Linked DNA regions of Homo sapiens: all the other regions are linked to region 3. The links are chromatin contacts, found by Hi-C or POLR2A ChIA-PET in ENCODE. All regions are on one chromosome and are shown on one strand. The core of a region is the stretch at or near the end of the contact, and the rest is flanking DNA. Distances in the headings are between cores, read along the strand shown.

Region 1 (2,867 bases), core at 204-2,703, 1.5 Mb before region 3:
ATATCTAGGACAAAATTTATGTTAGTTCAGGCCTTTCTTCTGAACTCTAGACCTACATATCCAAATCTACTTGACATCTCCATTTATAGGCATTTCAAATTTAACATATTCCAAACCATTTGCTCCTCTTTCTGTGTTCCATGAGTCAGTAAATGGCTTCTTAATCCATCTAGTTACTTAAGGAGTCATCCTTAATATTCCTTTTTGTTGACCCTTCCCGGCAAACCAATCCGTTATGAAGTCCCTTGGATACCATTTCTAATTTATACATATCTTGAAATTATCTACCTCTTTCTGTCTCTAACTCCCATTACACTAGTTCAAGCCCCATCATTTCTGGCTTTGCCTGACGCAACTGCCTCCAAATGGCTTTCCAGCAGCCCTTCTTGCCCTTTTCCACACTATTCTCCACAAACAGCCTGAGTGATTCTTAAATATGCAAATAGGATCCTACTTAATAGTCTTTATTAGCTGCCCATTGACCTTGGGCTGAGATGAGACAAGGGCCAGACCATGCTGACTCTTATTGGCCACATTACAGATTTCAGGCTGTATTTTGGAAGATATCTTAAGGTCAACGGGCAAAGTTTCTCCTTGCTCCCTACACTCCATCCACACTGACTCCCTTTTAGTTCCTAGAGCACAAGAAGTTCTTTCATGCCCCGACAACCTCACACAATATTTCCTTGGCGGGGAACATTCTCTAAGGCTCTTCAATATGCCTGCCGCTTAAAAGGCACTTATTCAGAAGTCTTTTCCCTGATAGTCCAAAATTAATTGATCATTGCACCCACTAATTTTCCCTCCCAATACTGACAATTTGTAGTTCTGTAACTATTTATGCTTTAATATCTCTTGCTCCAATTACTCCTTAAATTCCATCAAGTGTTATGTCCACTCCTGTAACCCCGTGCTTAACACGGTGCTTGGCACATGGTAAACAGTCAGGAAATGCCTGTTTAATAATGCATGACCGATGCGAAGGCTGGAAGGGGTCGCAGGGTCAGCATCTGGCACTTCTCTGCCATGGTTAGTTTCCTTCTTGTGTGTGGGAATAGACGGGGCCAGGTCTTCTCCTTGCTCACCCAGAGGGGGCTTTTCTCCCTGTCCCCTTTATAAGTGTCTGCTGTAGGGCCGCGTGTGAGAGACAAAATGCCTGCAGAAACAGGGCGGCGAGCGGAAGAGATTGGCCCTATTTCTGAAGTCAACGTAGTTCTGTCATCAGAGGATGCTGTACTTTTCTGGCGCAGGTGCGAGAGAAGCTGCCAATCTCTCCTGGAGCGGGTGGGACTAAGGAGGGCCCCGGGAGCTGGGGGGTTGTTGTGTCCTTCCTGCAGAACCCGATTGGCCTGGGTGAGCTGAGGGAACGGGGGCGTGGTTTGATTCCGCGGGCGCGAGCCACGTTGGACGCGCCGCAGCGTCGCCGAAAGGTCCCTCCCAGGCCCCACAATGCACTTCGGGGCGCGTCACTCGGAGCGGCGGGTCCCGTCTCGACAGGTACTCCCCGGCCCCTCCCAGTCCTCTTCTTCCTTTCTTAGGGGTCGTTCGAATCCCTGCCGGCCTCTCCCCTCCCGCTCCCTGCCTCTCGCCACAGCCTCGGCCTTCGCCCTCGGGATTGAAGACCTACCCCACGGGCAGGAGCCAAGTCCGTGCCTTTGGGATGGGAGTCGGGGCCGCGGAGCTCTGGAGGGACGGGCAAGCGGGGACCCCGTCCCCTTCGACTTGAGGGTTCTCTGGGGCCAGGCGGGCGGCGGTTGCGCCTCGTCTGAGCCGCCTCGGGTGTTGGGCAGCCAGGAAAGGAGTGTTTGAAGGGGAGGGACAGTCGCACTTGGCTGTCAGCATGGTGGTGGGGATTCCCTGGCGCCCAGGTGTCAGAAACACGGTGATCTACCTGTGTAGGTGGCCCATGAGAGCTTGAGGTGGCATTTCCTATTTCTTTTAGGCAGAATGGGACTTGAACCAGTGTCTTACTTTACGTTTTGTGGGGATGGAGTGAGCCCTGAGCCCAGATATTTGCCCGCGTTGGCTCACGGAAATCTCTTGAGACCCTGTCTCAAGAGTCACTTTGGGAACGATGTGGCAGAAGGGAGACCTGAGCAATTGGCTCGGCAAGTGGAGGAGGCTTCCAAAAGAAAAGGACAAGCCCCAGCTGGCTTGAATCTCTCTGCCAGTGAAGACAGCTTAAGATAATTTTTCCCTGCTGCTTAGTTTCCTGGATCATCCACCTGGGGCAGGGGGCGAGCTTGAGAACCAGTCCCTCCTATGCCTATTCAGCCAAGGCAAAGCCTAGCCCAGAGCAAAAGTATCAGCCACCAGACTGGAGATGTTGGGATCTTCAGTCAGGGGAACAGCCACTTTTCAAACTCTGAATCACTTTCCATGTTACTGATATTTGCTTACATGCTAAGATTGTAAGGAATCAGGCAATGCCTTAAACGGTACCTACAATTTCTGATATATTAAGGTTCATTCAGTATTTGACTCTGACACCTGTGACCATATCCTAAAGTAATGGGACATTCGGGTATTTCCTATGTTGAAAACCATCACATCTGTTTAGTGCCTTTTTTTTTTTTTTTTTTTTTTTTTTTTTTTTTTGCGTGCAACTGGTTAAAATCGAAGTATATCTTATGTTGGTATATGAAAGAGGCCTAGGTCTTATCACAGGGGTGCCTGTGACCTTCCTTGAGTGTCTCACAGAGTTGTTAGAATTGGGCCTGAGTTTAAATCCCTACTTTGTCACCTACTCGTTTAGGGATTAAAAAAAATTCCTCAAGCTTTCTGGGCTTGAATTTCCTCAAAGGTAAAATGGAACTAATAATACCTATCTCACAGGTTTTTGGAACGCTTAAATGAGGTAATGTGTA
Region 2 (2,754 bases), core at 177-2,676, 1.4 Mb after region 3:
CAAAGGCAGGCAGGCAGGGCCACTGCTGACCACGCACCTGGCTGGTCGTGATTCTGGAACTAATGGTTTCTGCCTGGCAGGGAGGCCGCCAGGACCTCTGGGCTTCACCCCTCCCCACCTTCACAGGGGACCTCGCCTCAGTGGGAATGTTCTGGAGCCGGAACCCAAGGTTGGAATCCCAGCTCCTCCCCTTTCTAGGTCTGTGACCTTGGAAAAATTAAACTTTCTGTACCTCTGTTGCCTAATCTGTGAAATGGGGTAATACTACCTACTGTGTAGGGCTGTGAAGATTAAATGGAGTCATGCATTATCATCACAGGGCACCTGGCCCATCCTCAACCCCAGTTCAGACTCCTCAAAGCCCTAAGGTTTCAGATCAATGGTCAGAACCACGAGGAGGACCTGCTAAAGACAAGTATGGGGACCCACCCCCAAGGTTTAGGATTTAGAAGGTCAGGGTGGGGCTGGGGAACCCGCATTTCTAGCAGATCTCAGGAAAGGCAGTGCTGCTGGTCCTGGGACCACAGTTTGAAAACCACTGGTGTAAAAAAAGCCTTCTAAAAAAAAGTGGGATTTGATCACTAAAGTCATATGGAAAAAACTGGAAGAAAGAGGAAAAAATAAACAAATAAATAACGGGATTTTAAAGAGACCTATCCCACCGGCTCTCCTGGATGGAGAGAGTGTGGGACTCTGAGACAGACTCCCGGCTGGGCACCCCCAGGAGGTTTTCTTCACCAGAGGTTTGCACCGAGCCCACCCAGGACAGTGGGCTGAGCCTGTGGTAGAGGCTGGCGGGAGGTCTGGCTGAGGCAGCGAGGGGTCCCTGCGCGCGGGCGCTGCAGGAGTCACGCGTGTGACATCCAACCAGGAGCCGTGCCCTGAGCAGGCCAGGAAGGAGGAGACAGGGCCGCTGAATGCACACCGCAGCGGTGTGGGGAGCGGCCTCAGACACCTAAGGGTAGGACCGGCCGGCTCCCCCGCGACCCCCAGCGCCTGGGTTCTCTCCCGGCCTCCCCGAGGCGTGGCCTACCCCAGGCATGGCCCCACCCCGCCCCAGGCCGCCCCTCCGACCCCTCGTGTTTACCTCATCTCCCGCGCGCCTTTCCCCCACCGAGTCCCCCAAATCCCGGTCCCCACCTGACTCCCCCTCCCGCCGAGCCCCCAGGGCCCGGCGCCCGGCTCACTCGCCTCCCGCGCACCCACTCCCGGGCGCCCTCTCCCGCGCGCCTCCCCGACCCCCCTTGGGCCCCAGCTGACCCCACCTTCCGCCCCAACCCCGCCCGGAACAGGGCCGCGCTTACCGGGTCCCCTCCCAGGCGGCGGCGGGAAAGAGGCGGGCGGAGGACGCAGGGGCGGGCCTGCGGCTCAGGCAGGAAGCGGGAAGGCCGGGCCTCCCTGGCCCCGCCCCGGCCGGGCGGCCGGACCTCGGACGACTTGGCGCTCCGGGACAGCAGCAGACGCCCAAGCTCCGGCAGCGCAGAGCCCCGCCGGGGGCCCGGGGGGCTGGGAGCCGGGGATCGCGGGGACGGAAGTGGGGGACCGAGTCTCGCGAGCCCGGGCCCTCCTCGCAGCTGGGGCCCCACTGGCGCCCCCGCGGGAGCGCTACGGGAGAGGCGCCTATGCGGCTGCAGGTTTTATTATGGAGCTGTCAAGGTAGAAAGGTACGGAGAACGGGAACCCACCGACAGCCAACTTCCCTTGGGACCCGCCTTTTGCTTTAAAAACAACAACGACAAGTCTGTGCTTCACCCCACACATGCCTTTCGTTTTCCCTTTTTTCCCAGAGTAATTTTAAAGCATCCCAGTGGATAAATTCTCCTTTAAATACTCGAGTATGTTTAATCAGTAAGGCCTATTTTTTTAAACATTCTCATAGTATTACGGTCACACCTAACGAAATTGGCAATTCCCAGTCCGGGCCTGAGGGAGGCCTGATGGTTCACAAGACTTGGTAAAATATATCATTATATTTTAAACCAAAAAATAAATGATAAGGCACCTCCCCGTTCCCAACCACCAAATCATCCGAATGGACTTCTTCCTCAGCCAGGACTTTTAGAATTTAACCTGAAAAACTGGTTCAGGCCATAAGGGGAAGTGGAGGCCGAACATGCCTCATTATCCCTCTCCTGCATTAACATCAACACAGACTTTAAGTCTGATAAGAAACATTTTACAGCCTCTTCTCTCTGAAGCCTGCTACCCTATCCGAATACTTCATCTGCGTGATAAAACACATTGGTCTCCACAACCTCTTAACCCAGACATTCCTTTCTTTAATCCCAGGTCTTTGGACAAACTCAACCAATTGTCAACCAGAAAATGTTTAAGTTGACCTATACCCTAGAACCACCCTCCCCCTCTTTGAGTTTTCCTGCCTTTCTGGATCAAACAAATTTATTTCTTAAATGAACTTAACTTGAAGTCTCATGCCTCCTCAGAATGTATTAAACCAAGCTGCACCCCGACCTCCTTGGGCACATGTTCTCAAGACCTCCTGAAGGCTGTGTCACTGGCTGTGGTCACTCATATTTGGCTCACAATAAATCTCTTCAAATATTTTACAGAGTTTGACTCTTCCACAATAATTTGGCACCCAGCGTGGGGCCTCAGAGAAGACTCAGGACCCCAAAGGAGTTGCCTGAACTCGGAGCGAAGATACCAGTGGGGCCCATTGAAGCCTCCCAGACTTCTAGCTTCTCCCCCGATGGAACTGGTTAAGTTCTCCTGAGCCCCAGATCGCCCTTTGGT
Region 3 (2,700 bases), core at 131-2,630:
TGTTTTGGTTTGAAACTTCATGTTCTTTGTAGTGCACTATACAGCTATGCCTTATCTGTTCCTCTTTTTTAAAAAAGTATTTGTTATAGTTGACACATGATATCGTACACATTTATTGGGTACATAGTGCTATTTCAATACACACAATGTACAGTGATCAAATCAGAGTAATTCATATATTCCTCACCTTAAATATTTATCCTTTCTTTGTGTTGGGAACATTCAAACGCCCCTCTTCTAGCTATTTTAAAATATATAGTAAATTATTATTGACTACAGTCACCCTACAGTGCAATGGAACACTAGGACTTATTCCTCCTATCTAGCTGTAATTTGTGTCCTTTAACCACCCCCTACCCTTCCCAGCCTCTAGTGATTACTATTTTATTCTCTAGCTCCATGAGATCAACTTTTTTAGCTTCTGCATATGAGCGAGAACATTTGGTATTTATCTTCCTGTTCCTGGCTTGTTTCACTAACATAATGTCCTTCAGGTTCATCCACCTTGCTGCAAATGACAAGGTTTCATTCTTTATGTGAATTTAAGGGTTATTTTCCTTAAGCTAGAATAAAGTATTGCCTTATATACACAATGGAGAAGGGATTTATTTGTACAGATTATTTATTGATTATTTCTTTAAGGGATTTATTTGTAAAGACCAAATATGTTTGGATTTTCAGATTGTCTAGCAATATTATCCTCCTGGATAACCCTGATACCAATCAATTAACCGTCTTCTAACTCTCCTCCTTCCCTCCCTTACCTTTTCTACACCTATTACCTAAGCATTTGAGGTACGCCAAAGGAAATAAAAAAGTACTCCTCCAGGAAGCAGAGTACAGACAAAAGAGGTAATGAATACTGTAATGATCTAAGTGCTATATATTCCTATGTGCAAACTGCTATGGAACTGTCACGTACTAGATGCTATGAAGTTAATAAAAGAATTGAGTAAAGGTCCCTGTCTTTGATAACTTATATTCTATTTGGAGAAACATGGGGGGTAAATCTTGGCTAATAACTAGCAAATATAACATGTTAGGCCAAGGAGTAGAGATAATTAAGAGAACTAGTCGAGAAGGCATTGGCTATTAAAAAATGGACAGGATTTATGCAAACTCTCATGAAAGGTGGGACTTCATGATCCTACAGTCAATCTAGCTGTTCTGGGCTTTGAACCCCAGCGACCCCATCCAGAAGAAACCAGGAGAAGCACAAACTGGCGCTAGGTTCGCTACCATCCACCTGACCCTTGAGCCCGGGGAAACCCACGGGTGCAGCAAGCCGGGAAAGCTGCAGACGAGGCAGGCGGAAGAGGCGGGACTTCGCGGGTGACGTCATCGGGGCGCCGGAGGCCCGGGGCGCCTGGGAATTTGAAGCAAACAGGCAGCGCGCGACAATGGCGGTCGCTCGTGCAGCTTTGGGGCCATTGGTGACGGGTCTGTACGACGTGCAGGCTTTCAAGTTTGGGGACTTCGTGCTGAAGAGCGGGCTTTCCTCCCCCATCTACATCGATCTGCGGGGCATCGTGTCTCGACCGCGTCTTCTGAGTCAGGTGCTGGCCTAGGAAGGGAAAGGACAGGGCTTGGTGGCGGGAAGGAGGACAAGGAAATGGAAGAGGGTGACAGGAGTTGGGCCGTGAGTGAGAGCAAAAGAGCCAAGCAGGCAGACCGACCCTACTCTTGGTTTGGGGAGTAAGCATGAGAAGCACAGAGGCCAGGGGTTGGGCTCCTCGAGAGTCGTCTGTTCTTTCACCCACACGCTTAGACACGTGTTTTGCAAAAGTCGGGAAACCCAGTTTGGAACGCTTTCTGGCACTGAAGCACACTTGAATGAATTCTGTATATTTAACTCTTTAAGAAAATTAGACTTGCGGCCGGGCGTGGTGCCTCATGAGAGTAATACCAGCACTTTGGGATGCCTAAGTGGGCAGATCACCTGAGCCCCAGGAGTTCGAGACCAGCCTGGGCAACATGACGAGACCCCGTCTCTACAAAAAATTAGCTGGGTGTGGTGGCGCACGCCTGGGACGCTGAGGTGGGAGGATCACCTGAGCCTGGGAGGTCAAGGCTGCAATGAGCTGTCATTGCGCCACTGCACTCCAGCCTGGGCGACAAGTGAGACCCTGCCCTCAAAAAACAAACAAATAGACCGGGAAAACGTGGGTAGGCAGAGAATTCAGTAGCTGGGAAATTACTGGTGAGAAAAGGAAAATAGAACAACCAGAACTCTGTGATGTATACAAAATTTATCAGAGCCCAGAGAGACTTCAACCATACTCCCCTATGCAGCCCCGGGACAATTATTTAAAGGAATTTTGTCCCTGACTAGCTGCCTCTCCCATTATCTTAATGTACCTGGAATGTGTGATACAAAGAACAATGTATAGCTAATCAATCGCTTGTGTTATTATTTTATTTATTTATTTTTTAGATGGGATCTCTCTTACGTCACCCAGGCTGGAGTGCAGCTCTGTGATCATAGCTCACTGCAGCCTGGAACTCCTGGGCTTAAGAGATCTTCTTGCCTCGGGTGAGCACAGGGGCTCATGCCTGTAGTCCCAACTTTGGGAGGCTTTCTTTGGGAGGCTGAGGCGGGTGGATCACTTAAGGTCTGGAGTTCGAGACCAGCCTGGCCAACATGGTGAAACCCTGTCTCTACTGAAAATGCAAAAATTAGCTGGGCATGGTGGTGCACAC

The links. Hi-C counts contacts between places; a loop is a spot of excess contacts on that map. ChIA-PET counts read pairs that join two places held with the same protein, here RNA polymerase II (POLR2A). Pooled maps may share reads with other maps.
Region 1: a loop to region 3 is called in a map of CD8-positive, alpha-beta T cell, with 16 times the contacts of the local background. The contact joins the promoter of SEC22A here to the promoter of UMPS in region 3. A Hi-C loop is called at or near these places in 2 of 168 maps with a recorded cell type or tissue (CD8-positive, alpha-beta T cell and naive thymus-derived CD4-positive, alpha-beta T cell) and 9 of 50 pooled maps.
Region 2: a map of CD8-positive, alpha-beta T cell shows a loop between it and region 3 (14-fold over the local background). The contact joins the promoter of ALDH1L1-AS1 here to the promoter of UMPS in region 3. A Hi-C loop is called at or near these places in 4 of 168 maps with a recorded cell type or tissue (CD4-positive, alpha-beta T cell, CD8-positive, alpha-beta T cell and naive thymus-derived CD4-positive, alpha-beta T cell) and 8 of 50 pooled maps. POLR2A ChIA-PET finds 5 or more read pairs at or near these places in 1 of 52 experiments (activated CD4-positive, alpha-beta T cell).

The regions. Positions count from the first base shown.
Region 1 is chr3:123,200,490-123,203,356 of GRCh38, forward strand. It overlaps SEC22A (SEC22 homolog A, vesicle trafficking protein), which reads left to right and starts at 1,454. Exons shown (of 7, transcript NM_012430.5): 1 at 1,454-1,497. RefSeq lists enhancers at 1,011-1,160, 1,171-1,250, 1,491-1,540.
Region 2 is chr3:126,082,789-126,085,542 of GRCh38, forward strand. ALDH1L1-AS1 (ALDH1L1 antisense RNA 1) reads left to right here and starts at 1,427. Exons shown (of 8, transcript NR_190231.1): 1 at 1,427-1,664. SLC41A3 (solute carrier family 41 member 3) reads right to left here and starts at 1,336. Exons shown (of 11, transcript NM_017836.4): 1 at 1,305-1,336. RefSeq lists silencers at 984-1,093, 1,134-1,683.
Region 3 is chr3:124,729,072-124,731,771 of GRCh38, forward strand. It overlaps UMPS (uridine monophosphate synthetase), which reads left to right and starts at 1,381. Exons shown (of 6, transcript NM_000373.4): 1 at 1,381-1,556. The coding sequence starts at 1,401. RefSeq lists enhancers at 1,039-1,638, 1,051-1,460.